Linked DNA regions of Homo sapiens: regions 2, 3, 4, 5 and 6 are each linked to region 1. The links are chromatin contacts, found by Hi-C or POLR2A ChIA-PET in ENCODE. All regions are on one chromosome and are shown on one strand. The core of a region is the stretch at or near the end of the contact, and the rest is flanking DNA. Distances in the headings are between cores, read along the strand shown.

Region 1 (3,934 bases), core at 958-3,457:
AATCCTCAACACAACATTTCAGGCAGACATTACCAATAATCTGAGTTTGCCTAAATACATAAATAAAGGTTGAAATTGATGTGCTATTATGTGACTCTAGGCTCATTATCCATTCCCACCTCCAAATCTTTGCTTTGGCCTAGAAGAAGCTTACCCTCCCCAGTCCCCATCTTGCCAAACTATCCAAATTTAATCTATCCTTCAAATACTTGAATATTTGAAAGTAATGACTATAATTAAAATAATGAATTACATTTATTATTTTAAAATAATGAATTACATATATTATTTTAAAATAATGAATATTTACTATTCATTCTTTCAATAAAAGTAACTGAATACCTAGCATAGTACCTGCCACATATTTGTTGAATGAATCTGTTTCACATTACTTTGTGCCTTGCACTGAGCACATAAATGCTCAGTGAACATTTGTCTCCTGTTAATGAACCAGCACTGTTCCTTAGAACAATGGGAGTTAGTATCACATGCCAGAGTTTCTGGACTGGGAGTATGGTGACTGCTTGTGCTTAAATCTTGATTCTGCCACTCACTAGCTGGATGACTCCAGGCAAGTCATTAATTGTGCCTCAATCTCATCATGTGTAAAATGGGGATAATAACAAGGCGTATTACATAAGCCTGTTGTATTAAATGGGAAAATTCTTAGCATAGTTTGAACAGATCATAAGCACCCAAGAAATGGAAGTTGTTACCATTTTTAGCTCCGAGACTGTTTTCTCGTAGACCTTTATTTTGGGCGGAAGACAAGAGCCAAGAACTCTTGAGACTTGGGTCCTTGAACAGACCTCACTCTTAACCCACTCCAGACCTTGAGCTACCTCCTCATCCAGAAACTGGTTCCCTAACTCATAAATCCTGACTAATGACACAGACACATCACCTTAATGTTTGTGCAGCCCAGTAACTAATTTTTAAGTGCCTGGAGATCTTCAGATGAAAGACACTGAGGGCAGACACCGCATTCAGTCATAAAAGCAAAACACTACCAAAAAACTTGGAAAAGGCAGAAGCTCCATAACTTAGTGCAGTAGAGAATTAAAGCAGGCACCTAGGAAGAGGAAATCAATCCTTAAGACTGTAATCCTTTAATGCAGAGCCAGAGAAAGAGGTAATTCTGAATGCCTCCGACTACAGGGATGGAGAATAGCGAGAGGGGGGACAGGATGCCCAAGTCTATAACGTGACTTGGGGTGTGGGAGACGTGTCAATCTTTCACCTCTCCTAAATAAAAACCGGAACGTCAACATGTATTGTTATCCTAATTAATTTAAGCCACTTAAAAGGCTTGGGCAAACAGGCCCCATAAGTGGCTTGTTTGTGAATTGTGACAGGTCCTGAATTATGCCAAGCTCCCTTTTCAATTTCATTCTTCTCATTCCACCGCTCCTACCACCACCTCAGTCAATTGTATCCTCTTCCTAGACCCAGAAGCCACTCTGGGGGAGCCCAGTCCAGATGTGGATATGGTCAGGCCCCTTAGCACTGAAATCCTCAAGTTGGAAAAAAATGGTCAGCTGTGCAGAAGACATCATTCTTACAAGGTCTGTCCCTGAGATTGAAGTAAAGAAGAAACTGCTATACCCCAGCTATCAGTTTCCCATCCCCAAAATGGTGGGTAGCTGTGGTGTAGTGGCAAGAATATATGACGTGGAATTAGCCAAGGCTAATGCAGTTCTACATTTCATAGCTTTGACACTTCACACCGCCTCCTTAACCGTACTTCACTTTCTACATCTATAAAGCGTGCATAACGCTTAACGCCTATCTCACAGGTGGGTGCGAAAAGTACAGGACGGGACGCAACAGAAACCGCTCTGCCCACCGTTAAAGCGTTATATGGAAGGCTTTAGAGCCGTAAATCCTCCCCAGCCCCCAACAACGCACGTTACAAACCAGCAGCCACCCCTAATGCAGCCGGCCCCCTCCTAAGGGATCATGGGCCTTGAAGTCCTTTGCTGGCCACACCCTCGTTTTCTGTCATAGGAGTGAGAACTACGCCTCCCAGGATGCCGCGGTGAGGCCGCCGTCACGGACGCCCTCTTCCCCGCCCTCCTTGCGCGCAGCCTTCTGGGATGTATAGTCCTAGATCCGAGCACGCAGCGGCAAAAGGGCGCAGAAGAACCACAAACCCCAGAAGCCCTCGCGCCCACTCTTCTCCCTCCCCTCCAGAAGTCGGAGTGCTGTTTTTGTTGTTGGTGAAAGGTGAGGGGAACAGCTGATCCGTCTGTTGGGTAAGAAACTTGGCCTAATTGGGGGCGATCTTATGGGAGGGGAGGGTCACCCCACTTTCCAGTTTGGGGAAGGATAACGTAAGGGAACTGTCGAAGGGGAATACAGGAGCGTTTGGGTTGTAACCCTTTCCGTACTGGAGAAGCCACCCCCGCTGTTTGGGGAGTTCTTGGTTTCAAGGGGACTCTGATTGGGGGTGGGGGGCGCCCCCTCGTCGTCCTCTCCTTCTTCTCAATGCGTCTCTATAAAGCTGATCCCTTCAAGGGAGCTGAAATCTGCTTATTCGCTCCCAGGCAAGACGTGTCCCCTACACGTCTTCCCTCTCTCCCCTACGCAAATCCAAAGGCCTTTACGACGCTGAATCCCTGGGGAGGAAGGGGGACCTTCCAAGGTGTAGAATGTCAAGGAACTCTAGAGCCCTACAGAGTAGGGGATGGGACACCCGCTCTCCGCCCCATCATGTGAACATCTGAATCAGGCTACACACCTACATCTTAGGTGCCCAAAACTTTCTTTCGGACATGAAGAACGTTTACAGCTGTTACGGATTTTCTTTGTGGGGTGTATTTTAGGGTTCTCCAGGTATATCTTTGGGGACAATTTACCCCCACCCTTAGAAAGCTGGAAGAATTGCATTTGGAGAAAACATGGATTAGTTTCAACCAGGAATTTTTCAGGGAGATGAACATTAAAAAAAACTTTTTGTTCTACCTATTTGGGGGACAGAAGTTGCTCCTTTTTGTGTTGCTGGCTCACCTTTATCCACTGAGTTTCTGTTTTCTTTTAAAGTTCCTGTCCCCTGGACTTCAGCCTGGTGTGGGTTTGTGATGTTTGGGGGCGTGCATATGACTAGTGACAATGGCTGGTTGGACATGTCAGCTGTGAGTGACACAGGAAATAGATTAGTGGGCTGGAAAGGAGTGATGAATAAGAGGGCCATCTCACAGCCCTGGACTGAGGAGTTCTTTTGATCGTTATTATTGTTATCTGTCCTCACCCCACCCTCATATTTTCCAATTAACTCTCCCCAGCTAACTTGGAACACCCCTTCCTCTCAACCCCATCCTGTAGTGTGTCTCCAGCTACCAATACAAACAGATGGAAGGATGGAGGCTGAGGGGAGCAGAGAGAAAATGAGGAGAGAAATACTAAAGTGAAACCAGTAGGTTTCTAGTCCTGCTGCAGGCACAGTCTGGAGAGAAGAATGTTAGGTTCTTTTTGAACTATCTCCCCTTTCCTCAACGTTAAATATACATTTCCACTTCTTGGGGCCCCTTACTTCCCACTTTCTAGTCTGTTCCCTGCCCTGGGGTGGGGCTTTCCTGGCTCCAGGCCCCCACATTCCATCTCCCCACCCCCACCACGTTCCTGCTAAGCGCCTCACTCCACCCTTGAAGTTGCCGCCTCCAGAATTCTTGACTTCCTGGAATAATAAGTCAAGGGACAGAACCTGTCTTTCCTTATATCCTCCCCTTCCCTTTGTCTCTTGGATGCCAGCAGAAGCTTTCTGCTTCCCTAGAATTCATGGGGGTAGGCAGCTCAGAGAGATGAAAAGAGCTGAGAGCTCAGGAGCCTAAGGATTTGGGCTCAGTTCCCCTCGACCCCCAGCCATATTCTAGCTCTGAAAACTCAACCATTCCTTTCAGAGATTAGTTGCTGCTTTCTGATGTCATAACTCATT
Region 2 (3,934 bases), core at 410-2,909, 690 kb before region 1:
CTCCCTTGGGCTGCAGCTGGCTCTGGAGGGGGGCTTTTAAAAAAGCAGATGGGTGATTTGGGACAGGAAGTGGAGTAGCAGAGTGAGGGGGAGAGTCATGGCAGGAAAAAAACATTGACTCTGGGCACTCTTATTCTGAGCCTTTCAGCCCGAAGTGGGGCAGGGGACTGGAGAACAGAAGGGACAGGGTTGACAGGATATTATTGACAGGGTATTATTCTGGAAAGTGAGGAGTCCTGGAGGAAAGAGACTGAAAGGACTTGTAGTCCCCTCCCCCAGACTAAGATAAAGGCTAGAATCCTGAAAAGTGATCTCATCACACAGAGCCTGAGCTTGGGGAAGAGGTGGGCAGGGGGTCACTGCCTTCCCTTTCTAGAGTCCCTTCCTCTACTTCCACAGGGGAATCTGGGAAGAATGGGGTCCTGGCTTTCCGCTCCCATTGTTTTTTTGGTTTTTGGTTTTTGGATTTTTTTTTTTTTTTTTTTTTTGGATACAGTCTTGCTCTGTCACCCAGGCTAGAGTGCAGTGGTGCAATCGCGGCTCATTGCAGTCTCTGCCTCCTGGGTTCAAGTAATTATCCTGCCTCAGCTTCCCGAGTAGCTGGGATTACAGGTGCGGACCACCACATCTGGATAATTTTTGTATTTTTAGTGGAGATGGGTTTTGCCATGTTGGCCAGGCTGGTCTTGAACTCCTGGCCTCAGGTGATCTGCTCACCTCGGCATCCCAAAGTGCTGGGATTACAGGTGTGAGCCACCGTGCCTGGCCAGAGCTCCCAGCGTTTACAGCCATTAGGAGCTGAAGGTTGGGTCCCTTTGCAAGACTTTCCACCACCACCACCACCTCTCACAATTCTCCAGGTTTGTAGGAACCCGGCCAGTTTAATCAAGCAGGTACTGAGGGGCCAGCCACTCGCAGGCTTTTGGTCAACTGTCAGATCCAAGGAAGGGGCTCAGCAGAGGTTTACATACCCTAGGACCAAGAAGGGGGCAAACTGGAGCAGAATCCTCCTGATGAATGACCCCAAACTCCTGGGTTTTCAATACTAGCAAGCTTGGAGGAGGAAGCAGCGGAACTTGAGGAGCCCGTGTAGGTCCTCTAGCAAGCTGACTGCGAACGCTGTCTCTGTACCTCAACTGTTGTGTCCCAAATCCAGCTGGCCAGAACCCAGGCACCCGGCGGCCCCGGAAGGCAAGGGGGAATCCCAGTTGGCCGGACGCCAGAGGAGTCTCCTGTCTCTTTAGACCCCAAAGTCTCCTCCCTAAAGCACTGAGGGAGACCCCACACACATATACAGGCTTCCTCCGCCCACCAGAGGTGATTCCTTTCCTCATTAGGAAATTCTCCGCTCCCTTTTCCGACTCGTTTTCCGAGCGTTTACGTTGTACATCTGGAAAGGAATGGGGAGGAAGGAGGGGGAAGCAGAGAGGAGGGGGAAGAACCCAAACCCGCCCAGTCTAACCCAGTCCAGACAACCGGCTTCCAGCTGGGGCTGGGGAAAGGGGGTTGGAGGGGTGCGCCCCCCCCCCACGCCCCTTAGGGGTGGGGGACGCGGGCTCAGAGTTCCAGGGACCCAGGAATGCCCCCCCGCCAGCCCCCTCGGCAGGCGGGGGGAGGGCTCAGCCGGGAGTTTGGCAAACTCCTCCCCGCGTTGAGTCATTCGCCTCTGGGAGGTTTAGGAAGCGGCTCCGGGTCGGTGGCCCCAGGACAGGGAAGAGCGGGCGCTATGGGGAGCCGGACGCCAGAGTCCCCTCTCCACGCCGTGCAGCTGCGCTGGGGCCCCCGGCGCCGACCCCCGCTGCTGCCGCTGCTGTTGCTGCTGCTGCCGCCGCCACCCAGGGTCGGGGGCTTCAACTTAGACGCGGAGGCCCCAGCAGTACTCTCGGGGCCCCCGGGCTCCTTCTTCGGATTCTCAGTGGAGTTTTACCGGCCGGGAACAGACGGGTGAGTGAGGAGGGCTGGAGACGGGATGGGGGTGGGGGAGCCGCCTGGAGACTGGGGGCGCGGCTGGGGTCTGGAGGGGACCAGGGCTTAAGTTTGAGGGTGGAGTTTGTAAGGAATAGAGCTGCAGTTGGGGGCCCTGGCTAGAGTTGGGGGCCCGCGCTGGAGTAGGGAGGGCACCGTGGCGGGTGAGGAGGGGCCCTGGCGTTTGAGATCAGTGGGGAGACATGTGTCCGGTGGGGAGAGGACACGGAGCTGGAGAAGTCTGGGCAGGGGTCTCCGGGCCAAGGGAGAGGAGAGCGCGTGAATGGAGAGCTGAGGGTCTCTGGCTGAAGTCTGTGGGCTGCTGGGACCTGGGGCGGGTGGGGGCGCAGAGGGGGCGCAGAGGCCGGGAAGGGCTTTTGGGGGCTCCAGGAGACCTCGGGATCCGTAGGGGCCATTGTGCGGCGAGAGAACGGGTAGAAGCCGAATGAGCTACGTGTAGTAGGAGGAAAGTCAAAGACTGAGGGGGTCGGAAGGTTAAATGGGGGCCAGCCTCATCCTCCCCTCCCCCCTCAACTCAGACCGGGGAAAGACCCGAGAGAGGACGGCGGCTCCCTCTCCTTTCTCCTCTGTCTCCTACTCCTCCCTCCGCCCCCAATCTCTGTTCAGGCGAGGGGATCCGAGAACTGGGGGCGAGTGCGGGGACCCTGGCACTGGGGCCCTGGGGCTGGGGGCGAACTCAGCCAAGGGCGGGTGCTGGGATGTGTCGGGAGGGGTGTGTGCGCGCGTGAAGGGGGGTGGGCGGTTTCCCTCTTCCTCTGGCTCTTGGGAGGAAGAGAAAAGCTGGTTTCCTGTAGCTGGTCGGCTGGAGCTGTGCTGAGACCGGGACTTCTGGGGCTGGGGTCGGAAGCTGGGGAGACGGGGGCTCCGTGGGGCCAAGAACGTCAGAATGAAGGACTCAGGACCCTGGAAATCTCAAAGGAGGATCCTTATTCCCAACTCAGCACAGTGATAAGCAGACCCGGACCCCGAGTGCCTAGAAAATGGGGTACTGACAGGCTTGGGAAACAGGAGTTAGAGTGGAAGCAACATTAGAACCAAGGGTGTCTGTTTAAATGTGGGATGGCGGGGAGATTGGGAAGCAAGAGAGGTAGGTGGTTGCTCCTGGGCTAGGCCATAGATGCCAGATTCCTGGTCCTCCACAATGACTGGTGTAATCCTTTTTCTTCTACATCTCTGAGCTGGGAGCTTCCTACTGCTCACCCCCACCCCAACCCCAGGATCTCAGGGTTTGAGGGGAATTCTGTCAGAAGCGACCTGTTTTTACACATGAGACAGTTAACTGATCTCTACTCAGTCCCTATAGTTTTTGGAGAAAAGGGGTTAATCTAGCTAATACAACTGGGGAGAAAGGCAAATTCTCCTTTGTCTGGAGGACTTGGGGATGGGAGAAAAGAAAAATGATTAGGCCCCGACTGTTGTTCTGGGCTATTCAAGGTCCCCACCCAACCCCCACCCCACCCCCCTGGCCTTTTGCCCAAACCCCATTGCATCATCACCCTGGCCTGGAGCCTCTGCCAGGCCTGGTCTCCCCCAGGTTCCCTCAAACTTCTTATCACAGCCCTAATGGAGTAGAAAAGAGGGAAGGAGGAAGGGGATGAGGTCTCCTCCCGCAGATCAGAGTATCTAGTTGTCTGGCATTTAACCTTCTCTTTACTCCCCCCTCCCCTAAATTTCCCTTTAAAACACTCCTCTAAAACATCTGGACTTCACACATTCCTGGTCCCCTAGGTGTCTGTCTGGCCCCTGGCCTGATCCTGTAGTCCCTAAAGTCCTCTTCTAAAACAGGACCTAGCTCTCTCATCCCTTCCCCCTCCCCTTCTGCTCATCTCCCCTCCCAAGAGAACCCAGGTGTCCAGCTTGCACTCCTTCCCTCTCATTTCCTATTTACAATACCCTCTTACAGTGGAACATTCTACCTCCCCAGTGACCTCCTCCCACCACAGCTAGG
Region 3 (3,934 bases), core at 685-3,184, 660 kb before region 1:
CAGCTGCTGGGGGTGGATGCTGGGTGCAGGGGACTCTGGGAGCACTCAGGTTTCTCTCACCATTCCTGATGCCGCCTGGGGCTCATTAAGGCTGCCCTGGCCTTGGGTAACAGGCAGTAAGGGAGGGTGGGGCACAGAGGGCAGATGCCATAAGGGGACAGACCAGGAAGGGGAGGTGGTCAAGCTGCCCCATCCATCTATCTGTCCCTCTCTCTTCTCTTTTATCTTTCTCGCTGTCTCTGTTCTCTGTCTCTCGGTCTGTCTGCCCTAGTCTCTAGTTCTGTGTCCAGCTTTTCGGCAGTGTCTCTCTGTTTGTATGTCTGATTTCGCTCTCTGACATCTCTCCATTGTTCTCTATCCTTTTCTCTCTCAGTGTCACTGTCCGATTCCTCAGTCACCTATTCCTGCTGCTACCACTCTCCCATCCTCTCACTCACTTTCATCTGTCCGTCTCTCTGTGTGTGTGTGTGTGTGTGTGTGTGTGTGTGTGTGTCCTCTCTCCACCCCATCCCAACCTTGAAGGTGACAGAGGAGGGAATAGACACAAAGCATACAGACCCCCAGCTACTTAAGGGTCAAAGCCAAGGATCTTACCCTCTCCTTTAGCCCTGAGAATTCTGAAGCCCAAACTCCCAGTAGCCTTGACCCCCTGCTCTGTCTCAGTCACCCTGACCACCCATCCTGGCATGGGGTGAAAGAGACAGACCCCTCCAGACCTTTCTGGACCAGCTCCCAGCCCCCAGCTGTGCCTGAGCCCTCCCCACCCCCTCCCTGTCGCCTCAGATTCCCCTAATCCCTGCTCCCCTGCCCTCCCCTCTGCCCCACTTTTCCAGGATTCTGATTGGCTGATTCTACTGACTGGGCTGAGGGGGAGGGGGCTGGCAAGGGAGGGGGCAGAGGGCAGAACCAAGGGAAGGGGACGCTGTCAGGCCCAGGCCCCTGGGGGGCCAGGGCCAGGCCACTGCCTGGGGGCAGCAGGCATCAGAAACTAAAGGTATGAAAGGGGGTGGTGTCTGGAGGGAACAGGAAGGGATCCTGGAGACCTTCTGCTCTAGTAAAGTCAAGGGAGGACGGGCCAAGCACGCAGCCTCCTCGGTTTGCCTTTGTTCCTGGGAACCCCTGTTGCTGTCAGGGGGTTACTGGAGCAGTGAAGGGCGGCCAGAACTCCCCAGCTGGTGCACAGCAGGGTCGCAGAAGGGAGCTGGGCCAGTGGAAGCCCAGAAGGGCTCTGAGGACCTTTGGGCTGCCCCTTTGGAGTCTGGTGGAGTTCCTCCCGTGACTCTGAGAGGAGGAGGAGAAGGTTTCAGAGAAGGGTAGTTGAATGGCTGGCCTGGACTTTCATTTCCCCTTGGGGTCAGACCCAGGCATTCCCCGCCCATAGGCCAGGTCGAGGTTCCTCCTGCAGAACTGGACCTGTAGCTGAGCATTCCTGGTGAGACAAAAGGGCATGGGGGAAGACTGAGGAAGGTTGGGAGAAGGGGCTCTGAGAATGGCCTAGGTAGTTCACCTCCCAGAGCAAAAGCCACCCAACCCACTACCTACCCCCACAGATGTCAATAGTTAATAAAGAATTATAGTTAGAGCAAAATCTAATTCTAGGGCATCTGAGAGATTCAGCAGCCCCCCTCCAAATCTAAGTCTCAATATCCCCCTCTGGTCAGTAGGATGAATCACCCACTTGACTCTCTTCTTCCTGGGGCGATACCAAGCTTTAGGATCCCCTGGGGGAAAGCAAAACCAGAAGAAGAGGGTGGCCAGGGGCTTGAGGCTGGGAGTCCTGCTGGTTCAGCAGGCAGCCTGCAGAAAAGGTATGAGCTCTTACTGGGTCTGTAATGTGCCTAAGGAGTTTGGGGGAGGGAGGCTGGAAAAGGGGGAAGTGAAAACCACCCAGAAGGGAAGGACTGGTCTACACCCTCCCCCAGGCCCACAGGGCACTGTGCTCCATTGCTCTGGAGCCAGCAGGGGAAGTGTGTACACTATGTGCACTGAGGGTGACACTTCTGAGTGTGGGGGCCCTGGCTAGGGAGTGGGACTGGCAGGCTTGGGTGGGGTTCCCAAGCTTTAATCTTCCTACCCCACAGAATGTTTTCTCTGCCCTTCAGGCAGCCTGAGCCGGGCAGGGCCCCTGCCTCTGCTACGGCAGCCCCCGATCATGCAGCCCCCACTGGACCTCAAGCAGATCCTGCCCTTCCCACTCGAGCCAGCCCCTACCCTTGGCCTCTTCAGCAACTACAGCACCGTAAGTAGCAGCCTGCCTGCCTTCTCCATCCTCTTGTGACCCGACCTTTCTCTCTCAGACCCACCTCTGCCCTCTTCTTCTGTTTCTAATTCCTTATCTCCTCTTATGACCCCATCTTCCTTAATTCTAGTTAATTTTGAGTATTGTGGGCCATCTGGTACAGTGTTAACAACAATAATAATAGCTAATATTTGCTGAGGTCTTGCTACGGGCCAGACACTGTGCTAAGTGTTTTATATGAATTATCTCATTTAGTCCTACAGTGAATCGCCCTACCATCTAGAGAAGTAATGAGACTTAAATTGGTGGTAGTAACAGTAGGGAGGTAGGAGGGGTGTAGGTGCTGAATCCAGAAAGAGGGAATGAGCAGGAAAATAAGCATGCCTGTTTGTAAGTTTCACCTCTCTGCAGTCCACGGCTGGGTGGGTAGCATCAGTGGGATAGGGCTTGGAGGACTGGCAAGGTGGTCTAGATTTAATACAATATGAAATAAGGAGGTGCTGTCTATTCGTGTGTTTGTTTGTTTGTTTTTATGAGACGGAGTCTCACTCTGTTGCCCAGTCTGGTGTGCAGTGGCACGATCTTGGGTCACTGCAGCCTCCACCTCCCCAGTTCACCGATTCTCCTGCCTCGGCCTCCCAAGTAGCTGGGATTACAGGCGTGTGCCACCACACCGGGCTAATTTTTGTATTTTTAGTAGAGATGGGGTTTCACCATGTTGGCCAGGCTGGTCTCAAACTCCTGACCTCAGGTGATCCGCCTGCCTCAGCCTCCCAAAGTGCTGGGATTACAGGCATGAGCCACCACACCCAGCCGCCACTGTCTATTCTTGAGCAGGAGAGTGACTTGGTAAGAGCAGTGTTTGAGGAAGGTGAGTGGGGCAACTGGATGAAAGGGAACAGAGGCAGGAGGAAGGTGACAGTTAGGAGGCTGTCCTAGCAATGCAGGCCCGAGGGAAGCCTCAAAAGCCAGACGGGGCTGGTGGCAGTGGCAGTATGAGTGGAGAGAAAGGGAGAATGGGGGAGGTAATTTCAAGGAAATATTGACAGGCCATGGTGACCAACTGGTGTTTGGGGGTGGGGGAGAAGAGAAGGCATGAGTCAAGGATGACTCCAGCATTCAGGCCTTTGTGATTGGATGGAAGTCACCACTGACAGAGGCAGAGGGTTGGAAGAGGAAGCTGGTCTCCAGTGAGGATGATGCTTTAGCATGTGGTGCTAAAGCTAAAGCTTTATTTGTTTTGTTTTGTTTTGTTTTGTTTTTGAGATGTAGTCTTGCTCAATCTCTCAGGCTGGAGTGCAGTGGCATGATGATCTTGACTCATTGCAACCTCCGCCTCCTGGGTTCAAGCCATTCTCCTGCCTCACCCTCCTCAGTAGCTGGGATTACAGGCACGTACCACCATGCCCAGCTAATTTTTGTATTTTTAGTAGAGATGGGGTTTCACCATCTTGGCCAGGCTGGTCTGGAACCCTGACCTTGTGATCCACCTGCCTCAGCCTCCCAAGTGCTGGGATTACAGGCTTGAGCCACCGTGCCTGGCCTATTTGTTTTGTTTTAAAAAATAATAATAAATATTTTTTTTAAAAAAAAAAGGATATGGTGATTTGGCATACCAGTAGGACATTGAGCCCAAAATGTTCTACAGATAGTTAGAATCTGAAGCCTGGAAGGTGGGCTAGAGCTAAAAGTTTG
Region 4 (3,934 bases), core at 920-3,419, 630 kb before region 1:
ACCCAGCCTTCCAGCCTCCCGGCATCCGGCCTAGTGCTCCCTCCTATCTGAAGGAGGTCAGCCATTGCCCTCAGCCCTGGTCTCTGGCTACTTCTCAATACTGGTGATAAATCCTGTCTTTGTCTCCCCTCTGACCCAGGCCCCAGGCAGGCTGGGGGTCAGAGCTGGGGGAGGGGTCAGTGTGGAGGAAGGGGAGATACAAGGAGAATGGGGAGAAGATAGACAGGAGCAGCTGGTGGGCAGGCATGGGGGGTGGGCAGTGAGGGGATGGGGCTCTTCATTCTACAGATCCTGGACATTCCAGCAGGCCTGCATTCCAAGTGAGAAAGCCAGGATTGCCGAGTTGTGGAAATACCTTTGGAATGGTCCCTTGAGCATCTGGAATACTGGGAGATGGGGGGCTAGTATGGGGTGCCTCAAGGAAAGAGACTGCTGAAAGAAGTGGAAAAATATTGTGGAAATCATCCTATCCATACCGCAGACCCCTGTGCAAATGTGCCATGCGCACACACACACACACACACACACACACTCACACACACAGGACTTATGGCATGAGGGAGCCCCGGAGAGCCAGGCTGCCCTTTGCCTGGCCCCTCCCTAGTGGCCTTCTCTTGCTATGACTTTCCTGTTTCCAACTCTATTCTTTTTCTCTGCTCCCAGTCTTGCCTTCCTTCTTTGTGTCTCTCATTCTCCCAGTTTGTTATTCTCACCGTCTCTCAGCCTCTGCCTCGGTCTCTCAATCACTTTTTCTCTCTCATTTTGTTTCTTTCCATCTTCTTGTCTCCCTCTCGCCCCTCCCCAAATTCTTTGGACGCTGCTCCATCTGTCCTGTTTCTGCCACTCTTCAGCCCAGCCATCCCTCCTACCTCAGTCCCACCTCAGAACCCTGTTCTGACCCAGAGGATACCTTTGGGAGTTAAGATTCCAAGAATAGATGGAAAGGAGAAAAGAGGCTCTGAATGAGTCCCTGCTTTAGTGGGAGGTCTGGGAATCATACTGGGTTATGATATGGCACGGAAGGGCAGGGTGGGCAGAAGGTGACCAGAAAGAGAAGCACAACTAAGGGAGGTAGGGTGAAATGAGAGGGAAGAGATTGAAAAAGAAAAGGCATAGGCCGGGCATGGTGGCTCACACCTATAATCCCAGCACTCTGGGAGGCCGAGGCGGGCGGATCACCAGAGGTCAGAAGTTGGAGACCAGCCTGGCCAACGTGGTGAAATCCTGTCTCTACTAAAAAATACAAAAAAAAAAAAAAAAAAAGCTAGGCATAGTGGCACATGCCTGTGATCCCAGCTACTCGGGAGGCTGAGGCAAGAGAATCGCTTGAACCCGGGAGGCGGAGGTTGCAGTGAGACAAGATTGCACCACTGCACTCCAGCCTGGGCAACAGAGCAAGACTCCATCTCAAACAAACAAACAAACAAACAAAAAAGGACACCAGGCCGGGTGCAGTGGCTCATGCCTGTAATCCCACCACTTTGGGAGGCCAAGGCAGGTGGATCACTTGAGCCCAGGAGTTCAAGACCAGCCTGGGCAATATGGCAAAACATCGTCTCTATAAAAAATACAAAAAGTTAGTCAGGCATGGTGGCACACACCTGTAGTCCCAGCTACTCAAGAGGCTGAGGTGGCGGGATCACCTGAGCCCAGGGAGGTCGAGACTGCAGTGACCTACGATCATGCCACTGCACTCCAGCCTGGGTGACAGAGTGAGACCCTGTCTCAAAAAAAAAAAAAAAAGAAAAGAGAAAAGAAAAGACACAGAATGACAAACACTAAAGAGAGAAGGGTGCGGACTTAAAGTTCTCTCTGTGTGTTTTGGGTCAGTGTGAAGGGGAGGAGCTGAGGGGCATCTCTTAAGTCATATTGAGATACAGGTTCAAAGACAAGGTCTGGAGGCTCAGCCAGAAAGATGTGATGTCCACCAGGCATCCACAATTCTGGACTCTCTGTCACCTACCTAGGAAGTTCTCAGAGACCTTTTTCTCCTCTCCAGACAGTCTTGGAGTGTTGGTTCCTTCCCCATTCACCTCCTCCACTCTGTCACCTCTCTTCCTCCCCCAGTGAGAATGACATCAGCTCTGGCTGCCCCTGTCCTCAGCCCTGTTGCTGATGTACTCTCCCATGGGTGAAACAGAAGGCTAATCACCTTTGCCCCATGCATTCACTCTCTAGTCCAGGAGCTGGAGTTTACATAGCCTAGCACTCTGGAGTAGGAGTGGGAGGAGGCTGTACCAAGAAGGTAGCTGCAGAACATTGTGGGAAAAGAGGGGGCATGGGCATCAGGGGGAGGGAGAGGGAGAGGAGTGGAGGAGGGCACTTGAGGAACAGAGGCAGCAGCAGTAAATCACCCTGTTGGGGGGCTCCCTCTGCCTGAGCTCAGTGGGGTAGGGAAAGAATAGACATAGGGGGGTGGGGGGAAGAATGGGGAATCGCCACATCTGGCAGGCAGGTGTCTGGCACTGTTCAGGCTGTAGCCACTTTCCCAGCCAAAGGGGAGGAAGGGGGAGAGGGGAGGAGGGGCCTCCCAGCATTCCCTGGGAAAGAGGGAAAGGCTCACAAACAGAAAGACAGAGGCTTACAGACAGAAAGAAACCAAGGAAAAGAAATAATCAGACCCTGCTCCCAGGCTCTGCTTCAGTCAGTGCTTGGGGATGTGTTTACTCATAGCCCTGAAAAAAAATTGCTGGCCAAAAGACTGGGTAGGCCAGGGCACCAAAGTTCCATTCATGCTGGAAAACAGAAGGCAGGAGTTTAACCCAGACCAGGCTGGGGAAACTGAAGCTCAGAGAATTCCAAGTTTGAGAACTGGATAGAACTCCACACCATCACAGATCACCACCACCCAGCTCTGGCACTGACACTGCCCCTCCCCCAGGTCAATGCTGTGTGGTGAGTAGGAAGATTAGGATGTTAAGGCTGAGTATTGCTTTTCCCCAGCTCAGACAGGCAAAGACAAAAGAAGTACCTAGTCTTTATCCAAACTCTTGCACTCCAACTTTCAATGCAGGACTGTTGGCAGACGTGGTACACCCAGGTATTTTTCTTTTCTACCTGCTGAGGAGTATCCCATGCACAGGTGCCCCATAGTTGTTGAGCTTAATTGTCAGGTTTTCACAGAAGAGCAGGCAAGACTGGAAAACTCTGGGTTTCATGTTCTGATGCTGGAGAGACTCTCCCCATTCCTGCTACCTTCCTTCCCCCATCCTTTCCCATCTGAGATACTAATTTGGTCTCCCTTGCTTAATCCTGGAATTGCAGGTCCATTTTATGAGCGGCAGAGGTGACTGAGGAGACCCTTCAAACTGCAGTGGAGAAGAGGCTCCCCACACTCCCCCCTCCTTAAAAATCCTGCAGAGGAAGGGGGAAAGAAAACCAAAGCATTCTGTCGCCGCGGCAACCATAAAACCCCCAGCTAAATCCATCTTGTGAGCTCACCGCCCCATTAAGATGCAGGGCCAGGCGCTGCGCCAGCCCAGCCACATTCATTTGTGCGAATAAAGGTGGAGGAGGGGGAGGGGAGCAGGCTCTGGAGGGACGGGGAAATGGCGAGAAGAGGTTATTTACACCACCGTCCTGACCTTCTGGAGCAGCGCTGGCTCCGATAAATAACCCGCTCAGCGCCGTTTCAGAGCAGGAGTGGGAGGTGCAGGAAGTGAGCAAGGGCTGGAGAAGAGCCCCCACGCAGGTGCGCGTCTCTGGGTTACTAATGGCTGAGGCGGGAGCAGGCAGCTGGCTTTGGGGGTGATGGGGGAAGAACTCAGTTCCCTGGGACTCCCACTGAGAAAATACCATCCCCACCCCACCCCTGGCGCCAATTTCCAGGCGAGGGGACGGAGAGATGCCAAGGAGGCAAACAGCCCCGTAAATTAGGGATGGGGGGGCACTGCTAGGAGTCTCTGAGGTAGGAGGGAAGAAATATTATAAGATG
Region 5 (3,934 bases), core at 420-2,919, 550 kb after region 1:
TCGTATTCATCTTTGTATTCCCAGCACAATGCCTTGCATGCAACAGGAACTCAATAAATTCCTGTTGGAAAAAAACAAAAGAAGCATTCACCGTACTATTCACTCCCTTACACCCCTCAGCACTTAATGTACCAAATGTAAACTGAGTACACGTTGCTTTGCAAATGTCCCATCAGTGCCTGTGATGCAGTATAGCCTACCTCCTTCATTTGACTGGAAGCTCCCTGAAGGCAGGGGCTGTGGCCTGTCTCCTTTCCTTCCTCTAGATCTCCCCCTGGTGCTTAATACAGAGCTTGGATCACTGGGGTTGGTCAATATGTTGACTAAGGCAGCATTCAAGAGTGAAACTGCAAACAGGCTTCCCAGTTATCTTGGAGGAGGACTCTAGAGCTTTTTACCTGAGCCATGCTGATTTCTCACTTAAGGCAACCCAAAAGTTCAGGAGTTCCTAGGTCCACCTTTCCTTGAGACACTGTCGTTTTGAAGAACTGTCACCAAATCACGGTAGCGACTCCTTCGTGTCCCATCAGTCCTGTTGCCATATTGAACTTTGTCTTCAAATAGAACTTAGTGTCCTCCGAAGAAAAGATAGGTGTTCCAAGAATCCCTGGACTCTGCCTGGCTCCTGCCTATTGTCTGAAGAAAAAGAGAGTCTACCAGTCTTGGTTTTCCAGTTGAATTCTCTTGATGAAGCTCACGATCTGTTTCAGAAACCTGAAACCAGAAAGGAAGAGGGGGGCTGCTAAATGCAACATCTTCAGGCCATTACAACGTGCGATATGAATTTTTTTTTTGCTGGGCGCTCTCTGTGAAGCTCAGAACGAGGACATGAGTCAAGAAGAGTTTTCTTTCTAGGTCAATAGGAGGAACTGGTCTCCTGGGCAAGGAGTGGAAGCCAACAGGAGCAAAAGTAATTGGGGCCTCCTATGGAGGAACTCTGCCAAAAGGAAAGTTGCTTGGATTTGCCATCTCAGGAATGGAAGAAGGGGGCGGAGACCCTTTGGGGCTTTTGTGCCCAGTGGGCCGGCCCGAAAAGCTCGCACTTTACAGAGGCGGCAAGACTAGGGTGGAGGAAAGCTCAAGGGCCATCGCTGGGTGCTTCGGTGGCGGGCAGAAACGGGACTGGCAGTGCCCACACGTGTGCGTTCTCCCCGTCCGCCCGAAGGTAGGGAAACTTGCTGCGGAGGTGGAGGACAGGCAGGCGAAGCCCGGCGCGGCGTGTCGCCCGCCTCGCTCCGGCCAGCCAGCCTCTGCACCCGCTGCACCAACCGGGAGCAGAGCCGGAGAGTGCCGAGAAGCGCGCGAGATGCGTGCTCGCGCCCGCGTCCCCTCCGAGAGCCCTCTCCCGGGCCGGGGACGCGGCGGGACGCGCGGGCAGGGGGCGGTGTGCGCGCACGGCCTTTCCCCTCCCTCCCCCGGAGATCCCCCTCCCTTCGCCACGCGCCCCTCCTCCCCTCCCCTCCCCCTTCCCGCGCGGCACCCCACGGCTTGCGAGCTACTGAAGCGCTGCCGTCTGTACGGACGACGCTGCGGTCTTTGGGGCTTGCTCCTACCTGCCAGGCGCGGCCTCCCGCTGGCTCCCTGGCCGCGCGGCGCCTCCTCCAGGCCCCAGCACACCCTGCCAACCCCACCGCCGCGGCTGCCCCCACCGGGACCGAGGCAAGTTTACAAACACCAACCCCGGCCCGTTTCCCCGGAAGCACTTCCCCCTCCCCCTCGTCCTCTCCGCCGAGCGGCTGCATCCACTTCCGGGCTCGGCAGCTAGACTAGCGGGGGCAGCCTCAGAGCGGGTGAGCTTGGGGACGCACGGAGAGGTGCAGCTGGGTGAGTGGGCGGCGCCGTGCGCCGAGGGCATGGAGGAGGGAGCGCTGAGGCCGGCGCGTGCGCCGTGGCCGGGGCGCGCCCCGGCCGCCATCGAGACTGAGGGCAGGACCCTCGGCCCTTCGATGATTGTACGCTGGGTGCTCGATGGGAGGAGGGTTTGCTGGGTGAGCTGGTTCAGACTCCTTGAAAAATCATCGTCACTCTTTCTTCCTCGCGGACGTCCTGCCCATCGCTCTGAGCCGGCGCCCCAAGTAGAGCCAGAGTAGTTCGTACCCAGCCTTTTCACGTAACTCGGCCGAGGTGGTTCTTCTCCGAATTTTTTCCGTCAGGCCCAGATTAGCAGATTTTGGGGTCAGCTGGGAGAGGCGTTAACTTTTCTTCGCACACTCTTGCTTTGTGCGCTCAACCACAGTCTGAATTCTCGCAGAGGCGTTCCTTGAGTAGCCCTTGGCCACACTGCTCACCTCCCTGCAGAAGTCAAAGCCCCAGCCCTCCTCTGCGAATCCCGAGGCCAGCCTGGTTGGTTACCTTCTCCCCTTCGCCCTTTACTCCAGGCCGTCCAGCATCAAACACTAGCCTCCACACGTGGAAAAGACCCTGACTCCCACAGTAGACTAGTCTTATGGGAGTCCTGGCTCTTGGGCCAGGCTGCATTAGGAAAATGGAAACCAGACTGTCTTCAAATTCTTCTGCCTAGCCTTAGCCATTAGAGAGAGGTCCTGCTAAAGATGGACTGCAAATGCGCTTGATGGAAGGAGATGTCAATTCCACTGAAGTCCTCATTTCTGCTGTAGGTGATATTATGTCGTGACTTTAGGAGAAGTAATGGTGATACCAAAAGAAAAAAAAAACTGTATGATGAAAAAAAGACAAGGATTCTCAACTTTTTTTTTTTTGTAGACAGATTTCATTTCCCTGAGCCACTCCATGATTTGGGCCATTGAAAGTACGTTTTTTGTGTTTTAGGATCATTCTAAAATAGAGACAAAATGGAGAAAGAGAGAGATAAAGAAACATCACCAGGAATAAGTCTTTTAAATCTTTTTTGAAAATTAGCTCCTACTTATTTTACAAATCGACACAACGCAAAAGTATAAAAGACACAAAATGGTTATTCTCCCCCTCTACTTATCCCATGCTCCTGAAGGGAATCATTCTTACCAGTTTGGTATATATGCTTTTAGGCTTTTTTCTGTGTTCATACAAAAATCTTTTCAACCAGTATTTATTGAGCACCTGTAATGCGCCATACAGTGTATTTTAGACATCTGAGTCAGCTAACATTTAAAAAACTGTTGCACAGTATTCCAGTTTATGTGTGTGCCTTGTCCCATCTTGATGAACATTTAGGTTTCAGATTTTTTTGCTTTATAAACAATACAATAATGAACATCCTTAAATAGTTATCTTTTTGCTCCGGGCAGGGTGGCTCACACCTGTAATCCCAGCACGTTGGGAAGCCGAGGTGGGCGGATCATCTGAGGTCGGGAGTTCCAGACCAGCCTGACCAACATGGAGAAACCGCGTCTCTTCTAAAAATACAAAATTAGCCGGGCGTGGTGGCACATGCCTGTAATCCCAGCTACTCGAGAGGCTGAGTCAGGAGAATCACTTGAACCCGGGAGGCGGGAGTTGTGGTGAGGCGAGAGTCGTGCCTTTCCTGGGCAATAAGAGTGAAACTCTGTCTCAAAAAAGAAAAAAAAGTTACCTTTTGCATTTATAAGGATTTATAGATAGGATATGTGCTTTTATTTAAATTTATTTTTATTTTTATTTTTTTTTGAGATGGAGTCTCACTCTGTCACCCAGGCTAGAGTGCAATGGCACAATCTTGGCTCACTGCAACCTCCACCTCCCAGGTTCAAGCAATTCTCCTGGCTTAGCCTCCTGAGTAGCTGGCGCCTGCTGCCAGCCCGGCTAATTTTTTTGTATTTTTTAGTAGAGATGGAGTTTCACCATGTTGGTCAGGCTGGTCTTGAACTCCTGACCTCAGGTCATCTACCCACCTTGGCCTCCCAAAGTGCTGGGATTCCAGGTGTGAGCCACCACACCCGGCCCTATTTTCATTCTGTTTAAAGATAGGGTCTTGGTCTGTCGCCCAGGCTGGAGT
Region 6 (3,934 bases), core at 797-3,296, 540 kb before region 1:
ATGTTGGCCAGCCTGGTCTCAAACTCCCGACCTCAGGTGATCCACCCACCTTGGCCTCCCAAAGTGCTGGGATTACAGGCATGAGCCACTGCGCCCGGCTGGCTTTCATTCTTAATAAGAAGAAAGCTTAGTGAAAGATCTAGAATTATGTGTACTTTTGCTCATAAGTGGTGATGAAAATGAAATGACTATAACAAGATAAGAAAAGCCACCAGAATTGGTATTGAGAAGTAGTGACTGCTTTGTGGGGGTAAGGCAGGAGGATTGCTTCAGCCCAGAAGTTTGAGACCAGCTTGGGCAACACAGTGAGACTGCATCTCACCAAAAAATAAAAAAATGTAGCCAGGCATGGTGGCGTGCCCCTGTGGTCCCAGCTGCTCAGAAGGCCAAGGTGAGAGGATTGCTTGAGCCCAGGAGTTTGAGACTGCAATAAACTGTCCGCACCACTGCACTGCAGCCTGAACAACAGAACGAGGCCCTGTCTCAAAAAAGAAATGACTGGAGGGATGAGAGTAGAACCTGAACTGGACAAAGCAGACAGATACCAGGGACCCTATGTGGGTTCTTCCAGCATTAAACGGTCAATGCTGAGGGCTAACCATTACCTCTTTTTTATTTGAGACGGAGTCTCACGCTGTCTCCCAGGCTGGAGTGCAGTGGTGCGATCTCGGCTCACTGCAAGCCCCGCCTCCTGGGTTCACACCATTCTTTTGCCTCAGCCTCCCCAGTAGCTGGGACTACAGGCTCCCGCCACCACATCTGGCTAATTTTTTGTATTTTTAGTAGAGACAGGGTTTCACCATGTTAGCCAGGATGGTCTCAATCTCCTGACCTCGTGAGCCACTGCGCCTGGCCTTTTTTTTTCTTTTTTCTTTTCTTTTTTTTTTTTTTTTTTTTTGAGATAGAGTCTTACCCTGTTGCCCAGGCTGGAGTGCAGTGGCGCGATCTCAGCTCACTGCAACCTCCGCCTCCCGTTTAAGCGATTCTCCTGCCTCACCCTCCTGAGTAGCTGGGATTACAGGTGCGTAACTGCCTCAGCCTCCCGAGTAGCTGGGATTACACCACGCCTGACTAATTTTTTTGTGTCTTTAGTAGAGACGGGGTTTCACCATGTTGGCCAGGCTGGTCTCAAACTCCTGACCTCATGATCCACCTGCCTTGGCTTCCCAAAGTGCTGGGATTACAGGCGAGAGCCGCTGTGCCGGCCTACCTCTTGTTTTTCTGGGTTGCCCTAGCTTGCTTGTGATGCCCTCTCTGTAATTGCTGAGGACTGATAAGTTTTTTGTTTGGTTTTTTTTTGAGACGGAGTTTTGCCCTTGTTGTCCAGGCTGGAGTGCAATGGCTTGATCTCGGCTCACTGCAACCTCCATCTTCTGGGTTCAAGTGATTCTCCTGCCTCAGCCTCCCAAGTAGCTGAGATAACAGGTGCCTGCCACCACACCTGGCTAATTTTTGTATTTTTAGTAGAGACAGGGTTTCACCATGTTGGCCAGGTTGGTCTGGAACTCCTGACCTCAGGAGATCTGCCCGCCTCGGCCTACCAAAGTGCTGGGATTACAGGCGTGAGCCACCGCGCCCAGCCTCTTTTCTCATCTCAATGGGCCTTAGGTGCTGTAATCTATAGTTATTGGTAGCTTTACCAGATAGTTCCTATGTATATTTAAGAGAGAAGGCTGAGAGCTGTTATGCCTGAAAGACTCCAGAAATTTGAGAAGCTACTCACCCTTTCCCTTGGAGATTTCCACAAGGATAAGGTTGTGTTCAGAGGCTCATCTTCTTTTCCTCTGTCATGGTATTGGGATTCTATCTTAATCACTCCATCATCCTGCCAGCCATGTCTCATTTCTCATGCTGGAAAGCTCCCTCCTCCTAAGCTCAGTGTGAACCACCAGTCTTGATGCTTTATCTGGTCTAGGCTCTAGCCCTTAAATTGTTTGACTGGCTTTGTGTTTCATTTGACCCTAATACTCCGGGTCACACTGTCTAAAAGAGAATTATGTCCCCTCCGATGTCTGAGTGCATTTCTCATTTCTTACTGCTGCTCCTGAGCAGATCTGTAACTTCAAGGTTAAGATAAGACACATTCCATCAGAACTATGTCGTCATCCTTGCCAGCTTCTGATCTGTGACTGTCTAGGAGATTTACAAGACAATTGCATGCCATCCTTTAAAGAATATTATGGTTGTACTCTGACTCCTGGCATCAGGCCCAATTCGATTTGTCAGTGGTTACAAAACCCATTTCCCAAAAAGAAAAGGACCTCGGCCCATGTGCCCTTTAGGCAGTTCTTAAGGGTGGAAAGGAGGGAATTGAACTCAATCTTTATTTTCTGATGTTTTGTGGGGAGGGGTGGACACCAGAATATTTTTGTCTCTTTCCTCATTAAATTCACTTTTCTTTCTCTGAAAGGTTTCACCAAAATGTTAGTATTGCTGTCATTCTCTCCTGTTCCTTATTCCTTCACAGAGTTACTATTAGTCTTTTCATTCTGCCATCTTTAAAGTTTGTCTGAGTTTTAAGGAATAAGTATTTTGCCCTTGAGAGAGAACGTACCTACCCTGTTCTCTGAAGGTTTATTCGTTTTCCAGTGCCTAGTTAACAAAGACACTGTTCCTCTTTTTCTTGCTATCTACTAATGTGTTGAGCTGCAGGAGTTACTGCATGTGATATGGTTTACTAGCTTAGGAATTTGGAAGGTCACATATTTTCTTCTGCTGTTGTATTCAGCCCTGACATATTTTTACAGAAGGTTCTTTTTGGGGGACTTAATAGATCTTTGGTTTCAACATAAACTCACTTTTTCCCTCGGAGGTACGTAGGGCAGGTAGTACAGATTTATTTAGCCCGTTTAAATGATGCCGGGGTTAGATGGAAAATTTATTTACTCAGGATAACACATGGCAAGTTAATCAGAGTCAGGATCCTATTTAAATGTTTGTTATTGTTTTTATATCCCTTAATTATGAAAAGTTAAAAGGTAAGAGTTGAAAAATGCCGTTTTTAATTGGAGGTTTGCTGATGGTCCATTCAAATCTGAGGAAATCTTTTGTAATTAAAAAATTTCTGGCCGGGTGCAGTGTCTCATGCCTGTAATCCCAGCACTTTGGGAGGCCCAGGTGGGCGGATCACAAGATGAGGAAATCGAGACCATCCTGGCCAACATGATGAAACCCCATCTCTGCTAAAAATACAAAAATTAGCTGGGCGTGGTGGCACATGCCTGTAATCCCAGCTACTTGGGAGGCTGAGGCAGGAGAATCCCTTGAACCAGGGAGTTGGAGGTTGCAGTAAGCCGAGATGGCGCCACAGCACTCTAGCCTGGTGACAGAGCGAGACTCCGTCTCAAAAAAAAAAAAGAAAAAAGAAAAAAATTTCTACTTTGGTCTTACACCCTATGGTTTCTTCTGTTTGACAGTCGTAATAGTCACCATTGTGCTTCTTCTCAACTGAGTTCTTTTTTTTTTTTTTTTGAGACGGTTTCGCTCTTGTTGCTCAGGCTGGAGTGCAGTGGCGCAGTCTCGGCTCACTGCAACCTCTGCCTCCCAGGTTCAAGCGATTCTCCTGCCTTAGCCTCCCAAGTAGCTGGGATTACAGGCAAGTGCTACTATGTCTGGCTAATTTTTGCATTTTTAGTAGAGATGGGGCGTCACCATGTTGGTCAGGCTGGTCTCGAACTCCTGACCTCAGGTAATCCACCTGCCTCGGCTTCCCAAAGTGCTGGGATTACAGGTGTGAGCCACTGTTCCTGGCTCAACTGAGTTCTTTGCTTTTGATTGTCCCTTTTTCTTACTCTCCTATGGCAGCCACTTCTGGCTTTAAAGTTCCCACATCTATAAAGCAGAGTAGAGTTTTGGAGCTCTCTAAAATGTTCTTTAGAGCCAGAAGAATGGAAAACTTACAGTATTTCAAGTCTCTATATATCTTTTTTATTTA

Evidence for each region. A loop is a pair of places that touch in the nucleus more often than their neighbours do. ChIA-PET counts read pairs that join two places held with the same protein, here RNA polymerase II (POLR2A). Pooled maps may share reads with other maps.
Region 2: a loop to region 1 is called in a pooled map, with 2.6 times the contacts of the local background. The contact joins the promoter of ITGA5 here to the promoter of CALCOCO1 in region 1. A Hi-C loop is called at or near these places in 1 of 168 maps with a recorded cell type or tissue (naive thymus-derived CD4-positive, alpha-beta T cell) and 5 of 50 pooled maps. POLR2A ChIA-PET finds 5 or more read pairs at or near these places in 1 of 52 experiments (activated B cell).
Region 3: a pooled map shows a loop between it and region 1 (2.3-fold over the local background). The contact joins the promoter of ZNF385A here to the promoter of CALCOCO1 in region 1. A Hi-C loop is called at or near these places in 1 of 168 maps with a recorded cell type or tissue (gastrocnemius medialis), 1 of 37 single-sample maps with no recorded cell type and 1 of 50 pooled maps.
Region 4: a loop to region 1 is called in a pooled map, with 2.4 times the contacts of the local background. The contact joins the promoter of GPR84-AS1 here to the promoter of CALCOCO1 in region 1. A Hi-C loop is called at or near these places in 1 of 168 maps with a recorded cell type or tissue (B cell) and 8 of 50 pooled maps. POLR2A ChIA-PET finds 5 or more read pairs at or near these places in 1 of 52 experiments (AG04449).
Region 5: a loop to region 1 is called in a pooled map, with 9 times the contacts of the local background. The contact joins the promoter of ZNF740 here to the promoter of CALCOCO1 in region 1. A Hi-C loop is called at or near these places in 1 of 37 single-sample maps with no recorded cell type and 8 of 50 pooled maps. POLR2A ChIA-PET finds 5 or more read pairs at or near these places in 1 of 52 experiments (activated CD8-positive, alpha-beta memory T cell).
Region 6: a loop to region 1 is called in a pooled map, with 3 times the contacts of the local background. The contact joins the promoter of SCAT2 here to the promoter of CALCOCO1 in region 1. A Hi-C loop is called at or near these places in 1 of 168 maps with a recorded cell type or tissue (naive thymus-derived CD4-positive, alpha-beta T cell) and 4 of 50 pooled maps. POLR2A ChIA-PET finds 5 or more read pairs at or near these places in 2 of 52 experiments (B cell and IMR-90).

Annotation. Positions count from the first base shown.
Region 1 is chr12:53,725,725-53,729,658 of GRCh38, reverse strand. CALCOCO1 (calcium binding and coiled-coil domain 1) reads left to right here and starts at 2,207. Exons shown (of 15, transcript NM_020898.3): 1 at 2,207-2,255. LOC105369774 (a long non-coding RNA gene) reads right to left here and starts at 3,080. Exons shown (of 3, transcript XR_944973.3): 1 at 3,010-3,080. RefSeq lists enhancers at 2,055-2,114, 3,432-3,934.
Region 2 is chr12:54,416,991-54,420,924 of GRCh38, reverse strand. ITGA5 (integrin subunit alpha 5) reads left to right here and starts at 1,659. Exons shown (of 30, transcript NM_002205.5): 1 at 1,659-1,944. The coding sequence starts at 1,727. The region is part of intron 2 of GPR84-AS1 (GPR84, ZNF385A, ITGA5 and GTSF1 antisense RNA 1); the gene reads right to left.
Region 3 is chr12:54,382,733-54,386,666 of GRCh38, reverse strand. It overlaps ZNF385A (zinc finger protein 385A), which reads left to right and starts at 1,934. Exons shown (of 7, transcript NM_015481.3): 1 at 1,934-2,239. The coding sequence starts at 2,153. The region is part of intron 1 of GPR84-AS1 (GPR84, ZNF385A, ITGA5 and GTSF1 antisense RNA 1); the gene reads right to left.
Region 4 is chr12:54,351,926-54,355,859 of GRCh38, reverse strand. GPR84-AS1 (GPR84, ZNF385A, ITGA5 and GTSF1 antisense RNA 1) reads right to left here and starts at 2,169. Exons shown (of 4, transcript NR_120487.1): 1 at 1,964-2,169. It also overlaps a transcript of GPR84 not described here.
Region 5 is chr12:53,178,457-53,182,390 of GRCh38, reverse strand. It overlaps ZNF740 (zinc finger protein 740), which reads right to left and starts at 1,669. Exons shown (of 7, transcript NM_001004304.4): 1 at 1,554-1,669; 2 at 399-714. The coding sequence starts at 407. It overlaps CSAD (cysteine sulfinic acid decarboxylase), which reads left to right and starts at 1,466. Exons shown (of 17, transcript NM_001244705.2): 1 at 1,466-1,659; 2 at 3,249-3,289. RefSeq lists silencers at 652-946, 1,300-1,599, 1,890-1,979 and an enhancer at 1,642-2,200.
Region 6 is chr12:54,260,727-54,264,660 of GRCh38, reverse strand. SCAT2 (S-phase cancer associated transcript 2) reads right to left here and starts at 2,046. Exons shown (of 2, transcript NR_157844.1): 1 at 1,724-2,046. The region is part of intron 1 of CBX5 (chromobox 5); the gene reads left to right.